Linked DNA regions of Mus musculus: region 2 is linked to region 1. A link is a contact called in ENCODE POLR2A ChIA-PET data. All regions are on one chromosome and are shown on one strand. Each heading gives the region's core, a stretch centred on a gene start or an enhancer-like site at or near the end of the contact. The rest is flanking DNA. Distances are from core to core; before and after follow the strand shown. Region 1 holds the start of Anapc5 (anaphase-promoting complex subunit 5). Region 2 holds the start of Setd1b (SET domain containing 1B).

Evidence for each region. ChIA-PET counts read pairs that join two places held with the same protein, here RNA polymerase II (POLR2A).
Region 2: POLR2A ChIA-PET joins it to region 1 with 11 read pairs in Patski. The contact joins the promoter of Setd1b here to the promoter of Anapc5 in region 1. POLR2A ChIA-PET finds 5 or more read pairs at or near these places in 3 of 5 experiments (Patski and embryonic stem cell).

The regions. Positions count from the first base shown.
Region 1 is chr5:122,817,438-122,825,274 of GRCm38, reverse strand. Anapc5 (anaphase-promoting complex subunit 5) reads left to right here and starts at 3,933. Exons shown (of 17, transcript NM_021505.3): 1 at 3,933-4,295; 2 at 5,588-5,667; 3 at 6,312-6,421; 4 at 7,271-7,454. The coding sequence starts at 4,125.
Region 2 is chr5:123,137,194-123,145,030 of GRCm38, reverse strand. It overlaps Setd1b (SET domain containing 1B), which reads right to left and starts at 2,838. Exons shown (of 17, transcript NM_001040398.2): 1 at 2,577-2,838; 2 at 1,904-2,088; 3 at 1,577-1,675; 4 at 680-950. The coding sequence starts at 2,074. It also overlaps a transcript of Rhof not described here.

The DNA of each region.
Region 1 (7,837 bases), core at 2,684-5,183:
ATGGGCAGTGCACAATGGAGGCCCCTTCCCCATGCCTCCATTTTTTTCAAATCGTTGTTTTGGCCCTGCCCTCCTCCCCCAAAGGATTTTAAGTGGGGCAAGGCAAGGTCGGTTTTATGGAGTAGAAAGATGATTTGTCTTCAGGTCCAGTGGCAACAAGCTGGAAAGTAGAAGCAAGAGGTCTCAAAAAAAAAAAAAAAAAGCTAGATGTGTGGCAGTACACACTGTGATGATCTTGGTGGTTGGGAGGTTGAGGCAGGAGAATAGCCATAAAATCAAAGCCAGAGTGGCCTAATGTTAGGTTTAGATTAACCAAGCTAAGTTGCAAGATCCTGTCTCAAAAAACTCAGCCCTCTCCACAGAAAAGTCTTCAATTTTTTTTTCAAAGAATTATTTGATATATATGAGTACACTATCGCTGTCTTCAGACACACCAGAAGAGGGCGTCAGATCCCATTCCAGATAGTTGTGAGCTATCACATGGTTGCTGGGACCACTGAGCGATCTCTCCAGCCCAGCCCCAGCAGGATTTTCACAAGTACTGTGATTGGGGTCTGCCCCTTCGGGAAGGTTTGGGTTTGACTAGCAGCAGGTAAACCAGTTCTCTGAGACCGCTCTGCTGGCTCTCCCATCTGTAACGGGAGCTGCAGATGTCACATTGAAGAGCAACTCTCTGATGACTCAGAGGAAAAGCTGGTGTGGTTGTGCTCCAGGTGTTCAGTGTTCTCAGATAATGTAAATCAGGCATCTGCCTGCCGTGCAAAATAACTTCAAAGCCTACTAGTTTTCAGTCCTTTCTTTCTTTCTTTCTTTCTTTCTTTCTTTCTTTCTTTCTTTTTAGGATTCATTTTTAAAAATTTTATGTACATGAGGTATTATTTTTGCTAGCATGTATACACACACACACACACACACACACACCCTGAGCAAGCCCAGTACCTGAGAGCAGAAGAGGGCTTTGGAGTCCCTGGAACTAGAGTTACAAATGTTTGTGAGCCACCTTGTGGATGGGGGGATTGAACCTGTGTCCTCTGCAAGAGCAGTAAGTGCTCTTTACTGTTAAGTCATCTCTCCAGACCTAATTTTTTTTAATCATTTGCATGTATGGTTGCTTATGTAGAGGTATGTGCATGTATGTGCAGTACCAGAGGAGACCAGGAGGAGTCAGAGCTCCCAGAGCTGGGTTAAAGATAATTGGAAAAGTTTGGCAATGGTAGAACACACCTTCAATCCCAGACCTTGGGAGGCAGAGGCAAAACGAGCTAGGTCTATAGAGCAAGTTCTAGGACAGCTAGAGCTACACAGAATGTCTTTACTGCTGTGAATAGACACCATGACCAAGGCAACTCTTATAAAAAGAACAACACTTAATTGGGGCTGCTTACAGGTTCAGAGGTCCAGTCCATTATCATCAAGGTGGGAGCATGGCAGCATCTACGGTGCACACAGTGCAGGAGGAGCTGGGAGTTCTACATCTTCATCTGAAGGCTGCTAGCAGAATACTGACTTCCAGGCAGCTAGGATGAGGGTCTTAAAGCCCACACCCACCCACAGTGCCACACCTACTCCAAAAAGGCCACACCTATTTGAACAGGGCCACACCTAATAGTTAATAGTGCCACTCCCTGGACGGAGCATATACACACAGGAAAACCTTATCTTTTTTTTTTTTTTTTTTTTTTTTTGAGACAGGGTTTCTCTGTATAGTCCTGGCTGTCCTGGAACTCACTTTGTAGATCAGGCTGGCCTTGAACTCAGAAATCCACCTGCCTCTGCCTCTTGAGTGCTGGGATTAAAGGCGTGCGGCACCACGCCTGGCTGGAAAACCTTATCTTGAAAAAAATAAAAAACAACTCAAACAACCCAACAAGCCCCCCCACCCCTACATAAATAGTTACGTGGTCTCTGATGTAGGTGCTGCGGCACAAACTCTGGTTCTCTGGAAAAGCAGCTTAGCCACTGAGTAATCTCTTAGGACAAATATCACTTATTAAACAAACAGGACTGACAGAAGAAAACAGGCCCAATTTGTGTTTGTATGCAGCAGAAGTTGAATAGTACATATCTTTTTTTGTTTCAAGAGCTATGAAAACGGGGGCTGGAGAGATTAAGAGCACTGACTACTCTTCTGAAGGTCCTGAGTTCAATTCTCAGCAACCACATGGTGGCTCACAACCATCCGTAATGAGATCTAACACCCTCTTCTGGTGTGTCTGAAGACAGCTACAATGTACTTACATATAACAATAAATAAATCTTGGGGCCAGAGTGAGCAGGGCCAGAGCAAGCAGAGGTCCTGAGCTCAATTCCCAGCAACCACATGATGGCTCACAACTATCTGTACAGCTACAGTGTACTCATATACATACATAAATAAATAAATCTTTTAAAAAACTTTAAAAAATAAAGAGCTATGAAAACTACTGAGAATGACTAATCACTGATAATATTTTTATTTTAAAATACTTATTTATTTTTATTTTATTTGTACGAGTACTTTGCCTGCATATATATCTCTGTACCACATGGCTGTCTGGTGCCCGCAGAAGCCAGAAGATACTGATGGACCATGTGGGTTCTGGGAACCAAACCCAATTTCTCTGCAAGAACAGCAAGTGCTCTAGTGCTCTTAACAACCGGGCTGTTTCTTCAGCCCTGATAATAATACTTTAAGCTCTAGAGAACTAAGTGTCTTGAGAAATACAGATAAGTAGAAGGGGCATTGTGAAAAGTCAGACTGAAAATACTGTAGACCGGGGGTTGGTTTTAAGAGCTTCATTTACCTGATGTTGGACTTTGTAGTGACTTAGGTGGGATACAGATATCCATTCACAAGAAGGTGGTCTTACCTTTTGTTTCACTATGGGTATCGCACTTGCAAACTGACACGTAGCTGCCTACAAATGGCATTTGTGAGATGTTGAAGAAAAACATGGGCTCTTGTCCTTACAAAAGGAGAATAAGGACAGGCATGGTGGCTCCCTACTGCTAGTAGGGAGGCAGAGGCAGGTTCTACAAAGGGCTGCATGGTGACACCTTGTATCAAAAAAATTTAATATGAGTGAAAAAAATGCTTTTTGTTTTTGTTTTTCTAGACAGGGTTTCTCTGTGTAGCCCTGGCTGTCCTGGAACTCACTCTGTAGACCAAGCTGGCCTTGAACTCAGAAAAGAAATCTGTCTGTCTCTGCCTCCCACGTTCTGGGATTAAAGTCGTGTGCCATCATTGCCTAGCGAAAAAAAAGTTTTTTGAGGCAGGGTCTTCTTAACTATGCAGACCTAGCTGGCCTGGAACTGGCTTTATAGACCAGGTTGGCCTCGAATTTATGGAGATGTGCTTGCCACTGCCTGTGCCTCCAGGTTGCTGGAGTAAGAGGCAGGGAGCTATCACATCTAGTATGCAAATATAATTTAAACATGCCAATTTAATCCCATTGCTTTTAAATACAATGATTTAAAAATGTCTTTTGGGCAGGGTAGATCATTCAAATCATCTCAGCTATTGTCGCGAGTTCAAGGCCAGTTTATGCTACTTAGTAAGTTTTTTTTTTTTTTTCTCCAAAAGGGGAGGAGCATCGCTTCAGCTGAAGGTCTTTGTTAAGAGAGCTTCCCTGGTATACACATATACAGGCGAGGTGTCTTGTTCAATTTCGTGTACCGCTAGAGGCAAAGATGCAATTAAATGGGGGCGAGAAGGAAGATCAAATTAAATAAATACACGCGTGGCCTGTAGTTCACGCTGTCTCTGATCAAAATCCCTGCGTCTTCCTCCCAGATCCCTGTCCACGTCGACTAGGAACCTGGTCGCCTTGGTTGAGCGTTTCTGTAGGGAACCGATTTGCCATAACACCATTTATGTCCCACCCCCTCCCCTACCCCCGCTCACTACAGGTTTGGCTGTTTTGATTGGCTGTCAGTCTTCCTTCTGGTCTTTGATTGGTCGAAGGCACCGCCGGGGTGGGAGAGGGACACTGAGGCCCCCGCTACTGTGGGAAACAGTCTTGGGCGGGTTAAGGTGCCGGGCGGCTGCAGCCATGGCGTAAAGGCGGCTCGTGGGCGCGGCGCGTGGCAGGCCTGGAGAGGGCCTGTCCTTGCCGGCGTCCACGAAGAGCCAGGACTTCAGCCCGATGATGACCAACGGGGTAGTGCACGCCAACTTGTTTGGCATCAAGGACTGGGTGACGCCCTATAAGATCGCCGTCCTGGTGCTGCTCAACGAGATGGGCCGCACGGGCGAGGGCGCCGTCAGCCTCGTGGAGCGGCGGAAGCTCAACCAGCTGCTCCTGCCCCTGCTGCAGGTGAGGGGCGCCCGCTCTTTCCCGCCCATTACCGCACGCGCGCGCGCGCTTCGCGTGGGCCCCGCCCTGAGCTGGAGGGCAGGGAAGGTCCAGCCCCGGGGGAGGGGCCCTGGGGGCGGGGCTTCATCTTGTCACTGAAAAAGAACACTAGCAACTGCATGATATTTCATCCTAAGCTAACCGGCATGGTTTAACTCTTTTCCTATAAATGATAAGTTTTGAGGGTTTTTTTTTTTGTTTTTGTTTTAACATATAGGTTCTTTTAGTTTGGTTTGTTTGTCTTTTTTTGTTTGTTTTTGGGTTTTTTTTGGTTTTTCGAGACAGGGTTTCTCTGTCCTGGAACTCACTTTGTAGTGGTTTGTTTTTCTTTTTTTCTAACTTGTTTATTTATTATATGTAAGTACACTGTAGTTGTCTTCAGACACCCCAGAAGAGGGGGTCAGATTTCATTACAGATGGTTGTGAGTCACCATGTGGTTGCTGGGATTTGAACTCAGGACCTTCAGAAGAGCAGTCAGTGCTCTTAACCGCTGAGCCATCTCACCAACCCGTGGTTTGTTTTTCAAGACAGGGTTTCTTTGTGTTGCCCTGGATGTCTTGGAACTCGCTCTGTAGACCAGGGTGGCCTCCAACTCAAGAGATCCCCCTGCCTTTGTCTCCTGAGTGCTGAGATTAGAGCTGTATACCCAGCCATACAGGCAATCTTAAAATAGTATATGTCAAATACAATTTCCCAAGAAGTCGAGTTGGGTTACCTACATCTAGAGTGGTGTAAACACTGACTTTCTAAAAATGGCCCCAGTGAGTAATTTTAAACCTTGTCTAGAGAAGGCTCTGCTTCTGGGTTAGCCTTCCTTCCCCAGTTCAGAAAACGATGAAATGTGTTTATACTCAGGAGAACTAGAGCACCCACCTTTGTATAGTGCTTCCCGGTGTGCAAAGCCTTTCACAGTCTCCCACTTAACTTTTCCACAGACAAAGGAGATAGTGATTATTAAGTCCATTTAACTGATGGAGACGGGCTCAGCGTTGCCTGTTAAGAGTAACAAAGGAAAGAGAGCCTTATCCTATAAATCCTGTTCATTTTTCTTTCTCCTTTTTTTTTTAATAGATTATTCCATTGACTAAAACCAATCTACAAATGTGAAGTATGTCTTCGTATTTTGCATAGTCAGGAAAATCCTGATTCCATGTGTCTCGTTTGGAATGATTGATAAATGACTCTTTTCAGTCGTTTCTCAGTCCGAAGCTCTTTGCCCGTTATCTCTAACCTTATTTTCTCCTTTACACAGGGCCCAGATATTACACTGTCAAAGCTGTACAAGCTAATTGAAGAATCGTGTCCTCAGCTGGCAAATTCAGTGCAGATCAGGTGAACTTTCTCTCTGCAAAGGGCTGGGTGAAGATTACCAAGGAGTGGGGAGCAGTTAAGTCTAAGATGATAGGGGCGTGGCTCTGTTGGTAACGTGCTTGCCTCTTGTGCACAAGGCCTGGGTTCCATGCCCAGCACTTTAAACTAGACATAGTGGTCCACAGCTGTAACCCATGCCTTTGGGGGCTAGAGGCAGGAAGAACAGAAGTTCAAAGTCCTCCTGGGCTACAAAGCAGTTCGGAAGTTAGCTGGGATACATGGGGGAACCAAAGTTATGATTATTAGAGGGGTTGTTCTAAGAGCTTTTATTTAGATGTTTTTTTAATGGATTGCATTAGAAGTTAGGTTCATGTATTCTTCCCCCATGTGTATAATTTCCTATGCAATTACCTCTCTTTTAGTTGTTTTAGATAATTCCATTTTTACTTTGACGAATGTTATACAGTTAAGTTAGCAATGTGTGATACTCTTGAGGAATATGGGGATGACATTTTAAATGGATTGTAAAGTTTGTCTTAGAGCCCCAGCTTTAAACAAACCTTGAAATCCCCTTTAAAGCAGACTTGTCTATAATTCAGGACTATGGAATGTGCAGGGTGTGCAGCGAGCCTTCCTAAACCATGCATCCCGATTTTCTCATTCAGAATCAAGCTCATGGCTGAAGGCGAACTGAAGGATATGGAACAATTTTTTGATGACCTTTCAGATTCTTTTTCTGGAACTGAACCAGAGGTTCACAAAACGAGTGTAGTAGGTATGGAACTTCTCCGGAGAGCAGGGAGCGTTCCCATTGAAGTGAGCGGCGTTCTGAGGGGCATCTGTCCTGACTTGGGTGTACAGAAGCAAGCAGACTAGGGTGCTGGCTGTGTGCGGTTTGTATTCACTGCCTTCCTGTTTCGTTCTCTATTCGACCGTAACCTGTGGGGAGGCAGCTCTGTTCTCCTGGAGTAGTTAGCCTGGGCCTGGGGTCTTTAGGGTCGCTCAGCTCTTTTCACAGTCCTGCGGACCACTTGACTGGGTTGTGCCAACTGTAAGTGGGGTCACCAGCCACACTTAGGAAGCGAGGTGAGTGGAGACCGCTCTTAAGCTTTAGTGTTGAAGCGCGTGTGCACGTGACATTTCTTTGATGCTTTTGTACTAACTGTGTCCCGTGGGCCCCCCCACCCCCACACTCTGTTGCATGGTCATTTTTATGTTAGTCGACATCAGTTGGTTATTGATCTCCTGTCCCCAGGTCATGGATGTACAAGGTAGACATAGCCTTGCCTCTGACAGAGACAGGTGTGCTGGAAGGAGGGATGGCAGATGTTCAAAGGGAAATCAGTAAATAAGATAACATAATTACACCTCAGCTTTTGACTAGACTCACATACAATAACTATGGTAGCTTCAGAGAGTTTGAATAGCCGTGAGGAAAATGGAGGCCTGAAGGGCTAGAGGTGGGAGAGGCCTGAGACCTGAATGGAGGGAGAGCATGCGGGAAGAGCACTGGAGGAGGAGGGACAGCACCTCTGATTCCTCTGAGGGGAATGGGGCTGGAAGTTGTTGTGAGTCTTGGGCTATCAGCTAATGCTTTCTCCTTGTCTGTGGTCTTATCTTGTAGGTCTGTTCCTGCGCCACATGATCTTGGCCTACAGTAAGCTTTCTTTCAGTCAAGTGTTTAAGCTGTACACTGCCCTCCAGCAGTACTTCCAGAACGGGGAGAAAAAGACGGTGGAAGATGCTGATATGGACCGAGAGGATGGAGAGAAACAGATGGAGAAGGAAGAGCTCGACGTGTCCGTGAGGTAACTCGGGTTTCCTGTCAGGCTCTTCTTCCAGTCACTTGGCTTAACTAAAGTGTCCCACTTCATTCTGGTCTAAACATATGAGCTGGCCGTCCCTTTTCTGTTCCTGGGGATTCCGGAGGTTGGATCACAGGTTACAACTAAGGTTTCATGTCCTGTGGCTTCAGATTGACTGGGAGGCATGGGTAGGCAGTCCACAGGAGGAAGGAGATGGAGGGCAGGGCATGGATTCAATGACTCCCTTTCTTTGGGCTTCTTGGGGTGGCTGAAGGGACACAGTTTCTGTCAGATGATTTTCTACACTTCTGGGAATGGAGTAACCAGGAAGAAGTGTTGATGGGCCTAAGTATAAAGGCCATTGTTACCTGCCTTAGGAATCATCT
Region 2 (7,837 bases), core at 1,589-4,088, 320 kb before region 1:
GAGAGTCAACAGCTCTGGAGGTAGGAGGTGTGGCTCCCCAGCCTGCCTGAGCAAACAGAGGTGCTGCGGTCTCTTTAAGAGAGAGGAGGGAAGACAAGTGTCAACCCATGAGCACCCAGAGCAGCCCGCCCCCAAGATCCACTATCAATGCTATCAGAACATTATCAATGAAACACTCCTCGGCTCAGATTGGTTCAGGGAAGGGGCACCGGTAGGGGGTGAAGGGGCACGGGCACCCTAGATCTTTAAGGAATGACTTTTATGAATTTAAAGGCACACGGTTCTTCTTCTGCCCCCAACAAATAAACAAACCCTCCCATCTCCCCTAACACAGGCAGCAACACTAGGGACTGTCTAAACGCAGGCCACAGGGGCTCAGAGAGGGGCCCACAGGGGTGTCATAGGTGGGGGAAGCCTCTGGGTGGTCCCTAAGGGTGCAGTGGCCAAGGACTGGCACATTTGGTAAATTATAGTCTGTCTCCTAGCAACAGACAACACATTTGGCTCCATGTGACTCTGCCCTCCGGAGGGGACAAAAAATAAATGGTGGTGGTGGTGGTGGGGAATCCCAAAGAAGAGACAAGGAACGATAAAGGGGTTTCCAAGATGAGGGTGAGACTGACAGGTGGCCTTCCAGCTCCTCCCCCACAGGCCACCAACCGGCCGGGCCACCACTAACCTTTGGTGTCCAGCTCCACGTGGATAATGTTGCCCATGACAGAAGTGCTGTGCAGGTGTTGGACGGCCTCCTTGGCGCCCCTGACTGTGGCAAAGACCACCTTGGCAATGCCCAGGTGTTTCTTGGTCTTCGGGTTATACAAGATCTCCACCTCCTCCACCTCCCCATACTTTTTGCACATGTCCCTTAGGAAGTTTTCACGGACGTTGTCATTCAGCTTGGCAAATGTCACCTGCTTTGGAGGCACAGGGCCCACGTAGAACTCATCGATCTGCCAGGGGCCGCGGCCGAGGTGGGGGGGGGGGGGAGGGAGTTTGGAAAACATTAAAACCAAAGAGAAAACACAAGCACGCCTCACTTGCCCAGCAGTTAAAAAAAAGAAAGAAAAAGAAAAAAGAAAACAAAAAAAGCATGCGGGCGGGCCTAGGAAGCAGAGGATTAAATCGTTTGGAACCTGGAAGTCCTCTGGGTTCGAAAGGAAAGGGGAAAAAGAAACAGTTTCTCTTTCCCCACCCCCCTATTCTGGCCTCCTATCCTTGCTGCTGGATCCCAGACGACCCTCTGGTCTAGGAAGTTGTCCCCTTTAAAGCCAAAGGGTTGGGAGGGGGGCGGGTCCCTGAGCCAGGGCCCTGGGTGCGCAAGGACCCAGGTGGGGACCGGGAGCCCCCAGCTCTGCCGGCATGATACAGTCTCAGTGCCCTCGTTACAGTTTCTCCGAGTGTTATTTTGTTTACAGTGGCCCGGAGGGGACACCCCTCTCCCCCCTCCCCGCCAAAACTTCCCAGTCCTGGACGGCGGGAACTAAGAATCCGGCTGGGCTTGGTCAGGACTGGCGTTATTTTCGAACTCGGGGAAGGAGGGGGGGAGGGACCATAAGACAGAGAGGAGGGGTCCTACCTTGAATTTGGGCACAGACAGCTCCAGCTCCTTGTTTTTGGTCCAGATTCCGACCACCCGGGGATCTTCCACGATCTCCACCGGGCGGTTGCTGGACATCTGTGGGCAGAGACAGGGGGTTCAGTATAGAAGGGCTGGCACCCTCCCCAGGGGCAGGGGCAGACCCCCCCCCCTCAAGGCACCAGTCCCACTCCAGGCTGAGGGGAGGGAGTCCTGGCTGACAGTTGGCCCAGGTAGCTGGAAGAGGGGTCCCCCTCCGTTCGCCTCTTGTCTGGGGGCTCCACCGGGGGTGGGTGGGGGTGGCGGGAAGGCGCGCCGGCTACTCACGGCCAGGCTGAAATGCTGCCCATCGTAGCGGTACAGTTTATGGTGCCCCTTTTTCAGAGCCGGGTCAATCATCAACTTGTAACTTCTCCAATGGTGGTTCCTCCTCTCGCCCGAAGGGCCGGGCTGCGGCGGGGGCTGCTGGTGGTGGTGGTGGGGGTGACTGTTCTCCATGCCGTTAACCCAACCTGAAACCCAAGCAAGTTGTTGTCCTCTCCGACGCTTCTACACATTCGCCCGAGAATCCAATCGGCTGGCCCCCACCCCCCTCCCACCTTACCAGCGCGCCCCGAAAGCTTGTCTCGCTGCCTCTCCCCCCCCCCCCCGCCTCCCGAGGAAAAAAAATCTAAGAATGGAGCGAGAGAATAAACCCTTTCCGGAGGGTTTACGCGCCCGCCCGCTCGGCCACCGTCTCCGGCTGGCAGCGAGGGGCTGCCCGGGGCCCCCGCTGCGGGCTGGCGCGGTCCGGGACGCACGGAGGACGCGGGCTCCGGCCCATGGTGCCGCCAGCCGCCCGGCGTGGCGCTCGGCCCGGCTCGGGAGCGGGGCGCGCGGCAGGGCCTGGCGTCGCCCGCCCGGGCGGGGGCCGGGGGCTCGGGCTGCCCGGCTCCTCTGACCGCGGCCTCTCTCTCTCTCTCTCTCTCTCTCTCTCCTCCCTTCCCTGCGCCGCGCTTACATCCCCGCCGGGCGCCGGCCTCCCTGCGCCGCCAGCCAGTACATGGTGTCCCCCGCGGGAGCCGAGGCCGGGGCGGCCGGACCGGGGGCCGGGATGGGGGGGACGCCGCCTTAGCGGCTGCCGGGCCCCGAGCTGCCGCTGCCCTTGCTGCTGCCGCCGCCGCTGCTGCTGCTGCTGCTGCCCGGGAGGCGGCTGGCGGCGGAGGCTCGGCTCCCAGTAGCCGCACATCCCACAATACACCGCTAAGGAGCCCGACCCGAGTGCTCACCCTCCTCCTCTTCCTCCTCCTCCTCCTCTTCCTCCTCCCCTCGCCTTCCTCGCCGCTTCCCCAGGCACTCTCCCGGCGGCGGCAGCTGCGCCGCCAAAGCCCCGGGCCCCAGCGGCCCCCCACCCCTCACTCGCGCGCTCCCACACTGCCTCCCCCCCCTTCCCCGGGGGGAAGGCCTTTTAATTTATTTATTCTGCTGGGACTGAGGTGGGGGGCTTGGCTGACGGGGGAGAGGGGGGTCTCCACGGCTTCTATCTCCCCCGCGGCTGGGGCTACCCTTCCAGCTACGGAAGACTCCACGGTGTGCGCCCCCAGGGCCTCCCAAACTGTTTCCAAACTGCCCAGGCCGGTGGTGGACGCGTGGAGTCTCGGCGAAAAGGGCTGGGTTTCGAGTGGGGGGTGATCGTGTGTATGACTACTAGAAGCCTGGAGGGGAGGCAGACGTCGACCCCAAACGAGTTTGCAATCGAGGTATCTCCGATCCCGCTTCCTCTTTGGCCCGCACGCCCCCTCCCTCCCAGGAGCTGTGCTGGGGAAGGGAAACCAAGGTTTGGAACCACACTAGCCTTCACATTCCTGGGAGGATACAACCCTCGCCTGGACGGGGAAGATAGCTCTTTCTCTTTATTTTTTCGTTTTTATTTTTTGCCTTTCTGTTTTTATTTTTGGAGGGGAGCGCCCAGTAATTGTCTTGAACACATGCTTCTCCCTCCCTCCTTCCTCCAGCCACCAGCGACAGAGAGTCCCCTTTTTTGCATTTATCATTTTCCTTCCCCTTTCTTTATTAAAGGTCCGGGAGTGGCGGCGGCCAATCAGCGCTCGGCTTCCATTTTGTGAGTTCAACTCGTAGGCTTCCCCGGCTTTTCGCGTGGATCTGGTTGCAGACGCCCTCGGTCTCTCTTCTCGGGCTGCCGAGGCGAAGCAGCCGCCTCGCCGGGGCTTCGTGGTGGTGTATTTCATATTGGGGCTCTTTTCGGGGTTTGTAATTTGGCCGTGGGTAGGTAATTGGCTGGAGCAGGGCGGCAGGGTGCGGCAGCCAATCAGCGCGCGGCTTCTATAGGGCTTGAGTTATTAGACGCTGATCTCAAAACATCCTTCATCAGACTCCAAGGAGAGGCCAACAGATGAGGGAGCCATTTTTCTGCAATGGAATTAAATGGCCAAGTGGGTTTTTCCTTTGTTGCAAATGGGGAATGCTTTTCCTTTGACTCCACCATCCAGTTCAGGACGCCTGAATGTGTTTAACATTTGCCAAAGGACTCACACTTGGAAGAATGAAGACCTTTTAAAAAGATCTGGATTTTTCCTTATGACTTGGAATCCATCTTTGTCTTGTATAACTAGGTCATAGCACACTATTAATGTCAGCAGTTAACAGTTTTGAATTCAAAAAAACCTAAGTAAATGACATATTTAATTTTTTTCCTTTTTTTTTTTTCTCGGGTGGGTGGGTGGGAGAGCTTGGAGCTGTCTTAATCTGTATTCTCTTGACTGAACAATAAATTTTTAAATATAGTTTCCTCTATTAAACACTTAAGCCTGACCATCTTATTAATTCTATTTTTTAACAAGGTAATGTTTTAAATGTATAGTTGTAGCGAAACGGCAACAATAACAAAAAAACTGTGAGCTGTTGTTACTGTTAAATTTTCTAAAAACCTTTTACATTGTAAGTACCCAATCCATTCTGTCCTTAACTGCACTGCCGTTCTCGTGTTACTGTCGCCTGAGATGTCCTGAATTTTCGGAAGCTTCATCTGCATGTATGTCTTTGTCTTTGTCTGATGTAAGTCAGTTAAAATGCTTTTAGACGTTTTTGCTTCTATAAAGCTACGATTTTTTAGCTTCGAGCTTTTTGGAAAAAAAAAAATGTTTACAGCCATAGTTGCTATTCAGATTTCTTCCCAGTAGCTCGTACACTCTTTGAAAATCGATCTATTTGAAGAAAAACAGCTGTTTTTCTCGAACTGGGTGTGGGGTGGTGGAGGGTAAGAGAAAGGAAGACCTTTTGTATAAAAAAAGACTGAAAGCCGCCTCTGAAAACTAGATTAAAACTGGAAAACAAGCCCTTAGCCGGTTCAAGCCAAACACCTACGTTGAGTCGGTGGTATTTTCTGTGGCGGTTGGGATGGCTGGTTTTGCCTTTTGTTTTGATTTGACTTGTGTTTTCGCCTTTTGTTTCTTAATGACGATCACACCATTGGTAAATCCAGAGCACTAAACAGCCCTCAGCGAAGCCGCCTTTTTGCCAGCCCAACCCTGGAAAGTTTGCAGTCGTGGAAGGAGCAGAAATACCACGAGTGTAACTTACAAAGAAGGTAACAAAGGGACACCAGAACCCCAGGTTTCCCCCCAACTAAACAACCAAACATCCCCCACCTCCCAAAAAAAGACCTGTTATTTTTATAATATCTCCAAAAGCGCCGGCCAGCTTTTTCTTCTAGACGCCATGGCGCCGGGCTGAGTGGGTAAGTAAAAAACTAGACTAAAAAAATTTGTTTTCAAGTGTCTTTTTCCCCCTTCGAGGAACTCTCGATTGAGCAGGCCATGGGCTGCAGATGATTGGGAGCTGGGATTTCTTGAGCTTGAGCTTGGCAGCCGATTGCAGTGGGTGGGTGAGGGGACTAGGGCTCTCCAGACCCCTCTGCCTCTTTTGCACCCAAAGGCGAAGAGAGCCTGTCCCCAGTACCCTGGGGCATCCATGGAGCCGCCTGCGCTAGTCCCTTTGGCTCGCCTCAGGTTTGCACCTTAGTGGCAGAGAAGAAATCGAAGTGTTTTGGAGATGGAGGGGCTGAAAAAAGCGAGGAAACCTTCCCACCCATCTTAAAGTCTCGTTCCTGATTGATTGTGGGGGTTTCTGTCCCCCGGAAGCCAGCTTTTCGGGGCTCCGGGGCTCGCCTGCTCTTCCAAAGAGAAAAAGGACAAAAGGCCGGCGTCCATGTTGGCATCATGACGCAGCATCTCTCTCCCGCCTGCAGCCTGGCGCTGCTTGTCCTCCGGGCCGCGCTCGCTCCTCCCTCTCAAACACGAGTTTTATTTTCAGGTTTTTGAGCCGAGCCGAGGGCTGGGTCGGGTTGGAGCCAAGGCTGAAGCCGCCGGGCCATTCAATACTGCTCTCTGGCTAATGGCGGCCGGCTTTCCTCCTTCCTTCCGCCATCCTGCTTTTCCCTGGTTGTCGCTGGGAGCCGAGAGGCAGCCCCGGGCCCTAACAGCCTGCCAGGCACGGCGCCCGCGATCCTGGTGACGGGTCTCGGGGGGCCTTAGGCCCCGGGGGGCGTCGCGCACCCTAATTCTCCGCACTCGATCCCCCCGAGCCCCTCCCCCCAGGCGCGGTTCGGGCAGTGGCGGCCGCGGGGGGAGCCGAGGCCGGGTAGGGCGAGCCCCTGGAGGCGGGTGAGGGACCCCGATCTCCGTGGCAGCCCCGGCCTCCCAAGGCCCACACGGGCACGAGGCCTCGCTCTGGCTTGCACTGCCTGCCGTTCTGCCTCGGAACAGGAGCCAGTAGTTAGCCAAGGGCTAAGAGGCTGCTCCAGCCTCCCTTCACTGCCACTTGGCTTCGGGAGACCCACCCCTGCCTCCCCCAGACGTCCTTTGGTAGTCGAGCCGGAGGGGCGGGTCTCCCCTTTTGTCCCCACTTGGGGTTAGAGGCCTTCGCAGTGGCTTCACTTGGACGCCAGGGGCCCAGCCTCCAACCCAGCTCTCTGTGGGTTGGAGGTGTGTTTTGGAAGGGGGTGGGCTGGGGCTTGGGAAAGCCGATTGGGGCCTCCCCTTCGGGATCCCCCCCAGCCCCCCGCCGCGATAGTGCCCGAGGGTAAAGCCTTAGATCCTGGCCTTCCTGGGGGAGGGGATGTGGACAGGGCGGGTCTTTGGAAATGCAGATGAGTCGTCTCCCGCTGCTGGTCTCCTGGGTTGAACTTTAGTGACTCAGCCACCCTCACCCCACCCCCACCCATTCCACAGTGAGGGCCGCCTTGTCAGCTGGGAAAGGGGGGGGGGGGACACAGCATTTCTGTGACTCCCTTTCTATCTAGTAGACCCTGTTGGTATTGCATTTGGCCAATCCATTCTCTCTGAACCTACAAACTGTGGAATTGCCCTAACAGAACGTCCGAATTTACAGGTCTTGGCCGGAGACCGGAGCCATGTCTGTGTTATCCCCACTGTAGACAATCCTTGCTTCCTCTGGACATCTGGAGCAGGCCCAATTTGACTGAGAGCCTTCCCCCACTAAGGTAGGTAAGAGCCCTTTCCCCAAGTTCAGAGAACTGTTGCCGGGCTTTGACCTGCAGCCTTCGAAGGGCGGCTTGGGATCCCCAAACCTGCTGGGCTGGTTCTGCAGCCCCTCCCCCACGCTGATGTGGCGGTTGTGTGTGTGAAATGGGCGGCCTGCTGGGTCCATCCAGCCCCGCCTGTCAGCTTCTGCTGTGGGGCGTTTAGGGCGGGCGATTCTCATGCCGAATTTAGCAGCTTACTAGAGCAAGGACTACCAAGTATTTCCCAGTGGTGTGGTTTATGGTGGCTGGGAGGGCCCTGGAAACTTCTGAAGACGGTGACTGCTGCCAGGTTTCCCAGTGGTGCTTCAGACATTGTTCCTGAACCCCATTAGGGGGACCAGCTGAGCCCCCTTCTGATGTCTGCCTTGCTGGATAGACAAAGAAGCAAAAGATGTGAAGTGGTAGCCAGCTTCCCGAGAGAAAAGATTTCCTTGGCTTCTCCTTTTCCTGGATCCGAGCTCTCAACAAGGCCAGGTGTCGGTAGCCTGGCTTCTAGAACGTGACACAAACGGAGGCTGGCCCTTCACCTGTCTGTAGTGATCTTACAGAGTCAATGAGGTCTGTGCTTAGTCTCTGAGCAGGGTCTCCCCAGCTGCACCGGCATCAGAAGTCAGTGGTTGGACCCATTAAACCCGACTGTGCCCATTTCTCGAGTTTCCCTCTTAGGCAGTTACATCTAAGAACTTGCTCTTCTTACAAGGTTCCAGGTAGCACCAAGT